2 separate regions of the Homo sapiens genome follow, and region 1 is linked to region 2. Evidence: read pairs that join two places in POLR2A ChIA-PET (ENCODE). Cell type or tissue: OCI-LY7. All regions are shown on one strand.

What was found. Peaks named below come from ENCODE experiments on the same cell type or tissue, not always from the same donor. Only the 100,000 strongest peaks of a DNase experiment are listed, where the experiment ranks them.
Region 1: POLR2A ChIA-PET joins it to region 2 with 5 read pairs; 2 of 35 experiments call an interaction of 5 or more read pairs at or near these places.

Annotation. Positions count from the first base shown.
Region 1 is chr2:233,436,829-233,440,828 of GRCh38, forward strand. It overlaps DGKD (diacylglycerol kinase delta), which reads left to right. Exons shown (of 30, transcript NM_152879.3): 8 at 549-651; 9 at 1,389-1,551. Among named protein-coding and RNA genes, the nearest start is that of DGKD, 84 kb to the left of the region's middle. In OCI-LY7, no CTCF peak of the experiment used is centred here; no DNase peak of the experiment used is centred here.
Region 2 is chr2:233,239,496-233,243,495 of GRCh38, forward strand. No RefSeq gene overlaps it. Among named protein-coding and RNA genes, the nearest start is that of ATG16L1, 10 kb to the right of the region's middle. RefSeq lists a silencer at 3,300-3,494. In OCI-LY7, no CTCF peak of the experiment used is centred here; a DNase peak (open chromatin) is centred at 1,616; H3K4me3 peaks cover 768 bases; H3K27ac peaks cover 1,496 bases.

The DNA.
Region 1 (4,000 bases), 200 kb after region 2:
ACAGCCATGTGGAAGGGGTGCAGCCCAGTGGCCTCCTGCCAGGTCCTGGGTCTCATCGTTGCTCTGGGTGGTGAGATGTGCTTCCAGGGAGAGACTCAGGGAGCCTCCATGTACTTGCTTCTGGGTTGGTCATTGTGAAGTGGCTGCTGCAGTCACTTGCCTAGCACATCTGGCTGCCAGGAGGAAGCCAAGACACAGGGGACACATAGAGGCACATGGCCCCAGGAGCCCTCACCCTCGTCCTGAAAGTTTGAGGTAGCTGTGGTCGAAGGGCCAGAAGGTTGGGTACAGGACTGTAGCTCACACGGTGTGAAGCATGACTGGCTCCTGCCGGGTATTTCCGTGTTATGCCTTCTCAAGTGCAAAGCCAGGGCCCAGGGCCCCCGATGATAGCAGGCCGGCCCAGGGCCCCTGATGGTAGCAGGCCAGCCCAGCTCTGAAATCACCTGCCTCCCCCGAGGCCAGCTCATCAGCTACAGGGCAGGAGGATTTCTGGTGTGTGTGAAGGATGCCAGTGACCCTTGGTGACGCGGGGACTCTTGTTTCAGGTTCACACATCGTGTAAAGAATCCTTGCTGACCAAGTGCCCACTTGGCCTGTGCAAAGTGTCAGTCATCCCACCCACGGCTCTCAACAGCATCGACTCCGATGGTGGGTACCACACATGCTTATCCTTCTCATGCACGCCCACACGCTTCCTTCTCCACGCACTTTCTCTTCTCCAGCTCTGGAGTTGGTTATCTTGGTGAGATGTCAGCAAGAGGTCAGGCACAGCTGTTGGGGGTGCTGGAGGAGTTGCACAGAGCGGCACACGGCGCCCTGATGCTGCGGCATTGCCCTTAGATGGGCCAGAGACCCAAGCCTGGCACTTGACGTGGAGGTGATGCTGTTGAGTGGCACCCAGGCTTAGACAGGCCTGAGACCCGAGCCTGGCACTTGACGTGGAGGTGATGCTGTTGAGTGCAACCCAGGTCTGGGGCCTTCTCCGTCATGAGCCATTGAAGCTGTGCCCCATCTCTGCCTAGCACATGCTGGCACACTGGCTTGCAGCTGCTCTCATGTCTGGCTGGGACATGGTGGCACCTGTTGACAAGTACTGGTGGAAAGGGGGATGTGGGGTACATGGCTCAGAGGAGATCAAGAAGAGAAGACAGCAGAAAGGTGGCATTTGGACAGCTTGTGAATGTGGAGGTCAGATGGATGGGGCTCCCGGCCTCACACATGGAGACCGGCTGTGGGGAACTGTTCACTGACCTCCTCCTGACTTACAGGTGTGCATGTGTCAGGTGTGTGTCCTTTGGGGGGGTCTGCTGCTGCTGATTCCATCAGTGGTGCCCTCAGCGTCTTCCGTGGCCTATATATTTTCTTCTGTTCGTTCTTGCGTCCAGGGTTCTGGAAGGCCAGCTGTCCTCCTTCTTGCACAAGCCCACTGTTGGTCTTCGTCAATTCAAAAAGTGGGGACAACCAGGGTGTGAAGTTCCTCAGAAGATTCAAACAGCTACTAAACCCCGCCCAGGTCTTCGACCTCATGAACGGAGGCCCACACCTCGGGTAGGAAGCTTGTAAAATATATCTTTCTTGGAGTTTTAAAAATTGTGTAGATAGTGTGTGCTTGTTAAAAAAAAAAAGTTCAAAGACACAAAGCTTTAAATAGGAAAGAAAAGTTGAACTGCTTCCTTCCCAAATTGCACTTGCAGAGGTGCCCACTCTTAATAGAGGTGCATGGCCTTCCAACTTTGAACACAGTGCGCGTGTGCACACACGTACATACATCCATGTACACACACCCATGCACGTGCATCTTTTGAGCCAATCAGGATTCTTCTTTACCTGCCGTTGCACAAATGCCTTCTGTATGTGTCTGCATACAACGTTGTGGGTGTATTTTCTTTCATTTTATAATTTTTTATTTATCTGTCTATCTATCATCTATCTATCTATCTATCTATCTATCTATCTATCTATCTATCTATCTATCTATCTATCTGTGGGTGTATTTTCCTGGCGTGCCTCGTTCTTTGTAACAGCTGCCTAACATTGAGGAAGAAGCTGTCCTGCAGCGAGGCCAGGAGGAGTGTTTGCTGAGAGGCACAGGAGGCCGCTCGGTGTGCAGGTGCTGCAAGGCAGGAACACGTAAGGGCGGCGTTGGGCCAGAGCGATTTCCACTGTGCATCAGCAGCACAGAGATTAGACTGTTCCTCTGCTTGCTGGAGAGCCATGTGTGTTCTTTGTAGTTTTTTACTTTTCATAAGTTTGTAGAAAACATTTGCCTTTGTGAATTTTGCCATTTGAATGAATTTCTTCCTCTGGAAGCATCAGTTCCAGGTCGGAGCTCTAAGAGGACTTGCTGGCACTGCCGGAGATGTCCAGGATACCCGTAGTGGGAAGTGCCTGCAGAGCCTGTGGTCTGGCCTGTATTTCTCTGGGAGGAGTCAGTGGGGTCTGTGTATTAGGAGCCAGGGGCTACTCTGATGTGAACCTCGGCCAGCTCCCTGCGTGTCCTTGGCGTACATGCCAGGGTAAGAGGAACATGCTGCTCGTCGTTGGTCCTGTGGGTGTCTTCTGTGTTGCTCATCCCCACTCACAGCCAGGCGCAGTCGGAGAGCAGTCACAGATGGCAGCATTCCAGCCTGCTTCCGCAAAGGCAGTACTCCCACATTTTCTGTAGAAAGACTTCTTATCTGAATGGTGGAGGATTGCATTCACTAGTAGGCTGATCAAGATATTTTAATTTTAATTTTACTGTTTTTTGAGACAAGAGTCTTGCTAGGTTACCCAGGCTGAGTACACTGGTGCAATCCTGGCTCACAGCAGCCTCAACCTCCTGGGCTCAAACCACCCTCCTGCCTTAGCCTCCTGAGTAGCTGGGACTACAGGTGTGTACCACTATGCCCAGCTAATTTTTTTTTTTTATGTTTTGTTGAGCCTCACAAAACTTTTAAAATGTTTTGTAGAGTGGTCTCACTGTGTTGTCCAGGTTGGTTTCAAACTCCTGGAGCCAAATGATCCTCTTGCCTCAGCCTCTCAAGAGTGTTGGATTACACTGCCTGGCAAAGAAATAATTTTAGTTAAAAAGTGGGGAAAGTGGAGATATAATACGTCTGTTATCACAATGCACCAAGCAGGCTGAGGTTGTTATTAAACATGGTACCAGGGGTGTTGGAGGAATGCTGTGAAATGGCTGTGGGCAGGGCAGGTTACACAGCTGAACTCGAGAATAACGAAATATTCATTTTGGTGTGCAAGCAAAACCCCATGTTTCGTAGTGGGAGTTAAGTATGAGATGGGATGATTTAGGAAGCCCCCACAGCGGCGTAAGGGGAGTTGAGTCGTCATTTACCATTTCTGGAAGCAGCTCATCTCACACAGCTCACAGCAGAATCTGGAGCTACTGCTTCATGTTCCAGTTCCTGGCCTTGACCTGTCACCTCTTCTCCCGAGAGCAGGGGGCCTTACAGGTGTCAGTGTTCTGTGTGGAGCCTGGGCTTGGTGCCGCATCACCTATGCCTGTCTGTCTTCTGAGCACTCATTCTGGGTCAGACACTGAGCTCGAGGCAGGGTGCGCAGGTGAGCCAGGCGGGGAGTGCAGATGCAGGGAATGGGTAGGAGCACACGCAGGGTCCCCCGGCACTTCAGTGGGGGTGACACAGCTTCTCTGGGAACCCGGTGGGGGCAGGGTCGCAAGTCAAACTGGGCGTCCTTCCACGTCTCCCCGAGCTGGCATCCGAGGAGCTCTAGTGTTCTGAAGGCTGCAGGGAGGCGGGAGGCTTCTGGGCTGAGGGCACCGCTTGTGCAGAGGCGAGGCAAGAGGGAATGCAGTGGGGCCAGGCCAGGCAGCAGCAGAAAGGTGGCACCTGCCGTCAGGGAGGGCTGCGGGTGCTGGCCAAGAGGTTCGACTCCTTCCTGCAAATGAGGGGCAGCCTCATAAAGCAAGGCCCGTGGCCAGGCTCGTGTTTTAGAAAGGTCTTCCTGGAACTCATGGGGAGCTTTCAGGAAGGGT
Region 2 (4,000 bases):
GTCGTGTGTGTGTGTGTGTGTGTGTGTGTGTGTGTGTGTGTGTCTTTCTCTCTCTTCTTGCTCTCTCTCTCTCTCTCACTCACTTGCTGGCTCTCCACACAGCCTCTCCACATGACTATCTTGGGCTTCCTCACAGCATGGTGGCCTCCCTGCAGTCGGGCTCTGTAGATGCTGGCTGGTTTATCACAGAGCAAGCATTCCAAGAGACTGAGAAGGAGCTGCAAGGCTTCTTGTAACCCAGTTTTGAACCTTGTGCAAAGACGCTTCCTCCGCATTTTATTAGTTACATAGAAGCAGCCCAGACTCAGTCCAGGGATTACCAGGAGGCATGGTGTGGCAGACTGGGAGTAAGGGGAGCTTTGGAGAGGAACTACCATGGATACCCCTTTCCCACTCAGCCACAGGCCTCTGGGGCAGCCAGCCTCACCCTCCAGCCTGAGGGTGAACAAGATGGGTCTAAAGGTGATGCCTTCCCCTTGCCAAGAATGAGCATGTGACCCTGTTTTGGTCAATGAGATATAAGGGGGATGTCTGCTGGGCTTCTGGGGAAGTTTTCACATTCCTAAGAGAGAGTCTTCTTCCTCAGGTCATGCTCGGATTTGAATAAGTTTTCTGGAGCTGCCCTGGGCATTTTCCATCAGCCTGAGGATGACACCATCCCTAAGAAGGGCAGAGCAGACAGGTGGAAAGACCCAGGGCCCTGGATGCCACAGTGTAGCCCATCCACAGCCAACCCTGAAGCCCACCCTACTTTGGGACTCTCTGTTATCTGAAATAAGCCAAGACCACGTCTCTCTCTCTCTATATATATGTGTGTGTATGTGTATACATATATACACATACATACATATATGTGTGTGTATATATATACATATATATCACTCATATATATACACACATACATATATGATATATATGAGTAATATATATGTGTGTACATATATATGAGTGATATATATGTGCATATATATGATATATATAGATATATAGATATGTATGATATATATAGAGATATATCATATATATATAGATAGATATGTATCTATATATATATAGATATATATATCACTCAGGCTGGAGTGCAGTGGTGTTATCACAACTCACTGCAGCCTCAAGCTCCTGGGCTCAAATGATCCCACCTCAGCCACCCCTTAGCTCTCCTATGCACAGAGGGCTGTACAGTAGATGGCTGTCTGAATTTGGCCTGCGGGCCATATTTCGCTGATCCCTGGTTTAAAATGTCAAGGAGTAAATACTGCTGACACAAGATGCTGACTTAAGGCTGCTTGTCCCTCTAATCCCCACTGTAAATTATCATTATAATTATCCACTGATGCTCAGGTTCGCAAATCTGCAGATTGTAACTTAATTTAATTCTTGCTTGAGTGAGAGGATGAGTTTACCTTAAGCTTAAAAGATGGTAACTTTTAAGATTAAGGTAATGGGTGTGAGGTGGGTGCTGGGCTTCTGTAAGAGAAGTCAAGACTTGTAAGGAGAAAAATATTCTTACAGCTTAATAAGGCAAAGGAGAGTCACTAGCAAGAATCAAAGTGCTTATTGCCTTTTAGATACTTCCCCAGTACCCCACTTCCTGACCAAACCACAAAGGTCACTTCCTCTTGCCTCCAATACACACACCTTTAACTGAGAAACCTTAATCGGGGTGGGGATCATGTTGGTCACCAAGGAGATGGGACCTTGAGGGAAGAGAGATAAAAAGAAGTAAAGAAGTCTGGGCATGGTAGCTCATACCTGTAATCCCAGCACTTTGGGAGACCGAGGCAGGCAGATCACCTGAGCTCAGGAGTTCAAGACCAGCCTGACCAACATGGAGAAACCCTGTCTCTACTAAAAATACAAAATTAGCCGGGCATGGTGGCGCATGCCTGTAATCCCAGCTACTTGGGAGGCTGAGGCAGGAGAATCACTTGAACCCAGGAGGCAGAGGTTGCAGTGAGCTGAGATCATGCCATTGCACTCCAGCCTGGGCAACAAGAGCAAAACTCTGTCTTAAAAAAAAAAAAAAGAAGAAGAAGAAGTAAAGAAGGCCAAGCGTGGCGGCTCATGCCTGTAATCCCAGCATTTTGGGAGGCCAAGGCAAGTAGATCACTTGAGGCCAGGAGTTCAAGAACACCCTGGTCAACATGGCAAAACCCTGTGTCTACTACAGATTAAAAAAAAAAAAAAATCATCCGGGCATGGTGGCACACGCCTGTAATCCTAGCTACTCAGGAGGCTGAGGCATAAGAATCACTTGAACCCGGAAGGTGGAGGTTGCAGTGAGCCAAGGTCATGCCACTGCACTCCAGCCTGGGTGACAGAACGAAACTATCTCAAAAAAAAAAGAAAAAGAAGAAAAGAAAATAAAACAGGTGGGGAGGGAGAGACTGTGTAAGGGAGAGGGTGTGGCCTACTCCGCCCACCAGGGTGTGATTAAGGAATGTACCTCCATGGTCTGGGCAGATCCAGGCCCTAGGGAAAGCTCAGGGGTAAGTTGAAAAGACCATGGAAGCCACTCCTGAATCTCCACCTCAATGTGGACTCTGTAAGGGCTGGGCCAGATCTCTTAAGCCTGAAGCAAAGGACAACTGAACATTTTCCAAGGTCCTTCCTGTGCTTCACAGGCTAGACCGTTCTGCCCTGGACTGGACTGTCCCACACTTCCAGGAGAACCCCATGCTCTGGGGTCTCCCTGGTGTTTGGAGAAGCCATTTATCCATGCAGACAATTTGACAAAATGAAGGGAGATATGCAAGGATTTCTGAGGAAATTTTAGCTGTGGGGAAGCTTCATAGAAACTGAGGTCCAGTGTGCACTTTGGGATCGAAATATTTCCTTATTGAAAAGAAGAGGCTCGGAGACAAAAAGCCGGAGTGCGTGGAATGTCACGTGCCACGCAGAGGTGCCAGTCCTGGAGCCCCATCTCTGCAGGAAGCTGTGTCCCTGGGTGGCTTCTCCTGATTTGGGGACCAGCCTCTCAAAGGCAAAGTGCCTGGGCGTTCAGATTTGCAGAGCAAGTTAGAAAGTTAGACAAATCGGTGTTCCCATTTTTGGCCCTTATAAAGACAAAATGTCAACTTGATACTAAAGCAAAGACCCATATCTCATGGCATACGATATTTATTTATTGATTGAATCAAAATCAGATTCCACTGCTGCATACTGTCTGGTTCTGCTGTACGAGAACGCAGTAGTGGTTAGATATGCTGCAGAGCTATTCATATCTCGTGAGTCATTGGAACAGTGCGTTTTGAAATGGTGTCCCTTCACTTTCTGTTTAGGGGGAAAAGAGGAAATAGTTCTATGACAACAGCAGTATTTTCTAATATTCTAGGTTTATTCTAATTTTTTATTTATTTATTTTTTTTAGACAGAGTCTTGCTCTGTCACCCAGGCTGGAGTGCAGTGGTGCAATATCGGCTCACTGCAACCTCCGCCTCCCGGGTTCAAGCAATTCTCCTGCCTCAGCCTCCCAAGTAGCTGGGATTACAGGCACCCACCACCATGCCCAGCTAATTTTTGTATTTTTAGTAGAGACAGGGTTTCGCCATGTTGGCCACGCTGGTCTTGAACTCCTGACCTCAAGTGATCGCCTGCCCCGGCCTCCCAAAATGCTGGGATTACAAGCATGAGCCACCATGCCCTGCCTATTCTAATATTTCTAATTGTAATTTTGGAGTTATGATTTTTTGGGGGGGGGCTATGATTTTTTTGGGGGTTATGATTTTTTTAATTCGAAATTTCTCCCACCTGCAGATACTATTATTTAGAGCAGAGCTTAACTTACTCAGAAGTTCATGAGATCTCAGATCCAGAAACTTTTCCCAAGAAGCTTGGACATGGATTGCTGGTAAACACAAAAACTGCATGGAGGGCAGAGCAGCCGGTTGACTCCCCCTTGTCAATATCTTAAAGTGGAAAAGCTTGACTTAGTGACTGTCATTTTGTCTGCGCAGCCCTGGTCTTTTCTTAGGCTTGCCTGCTTGTATTAGTCTTGGGT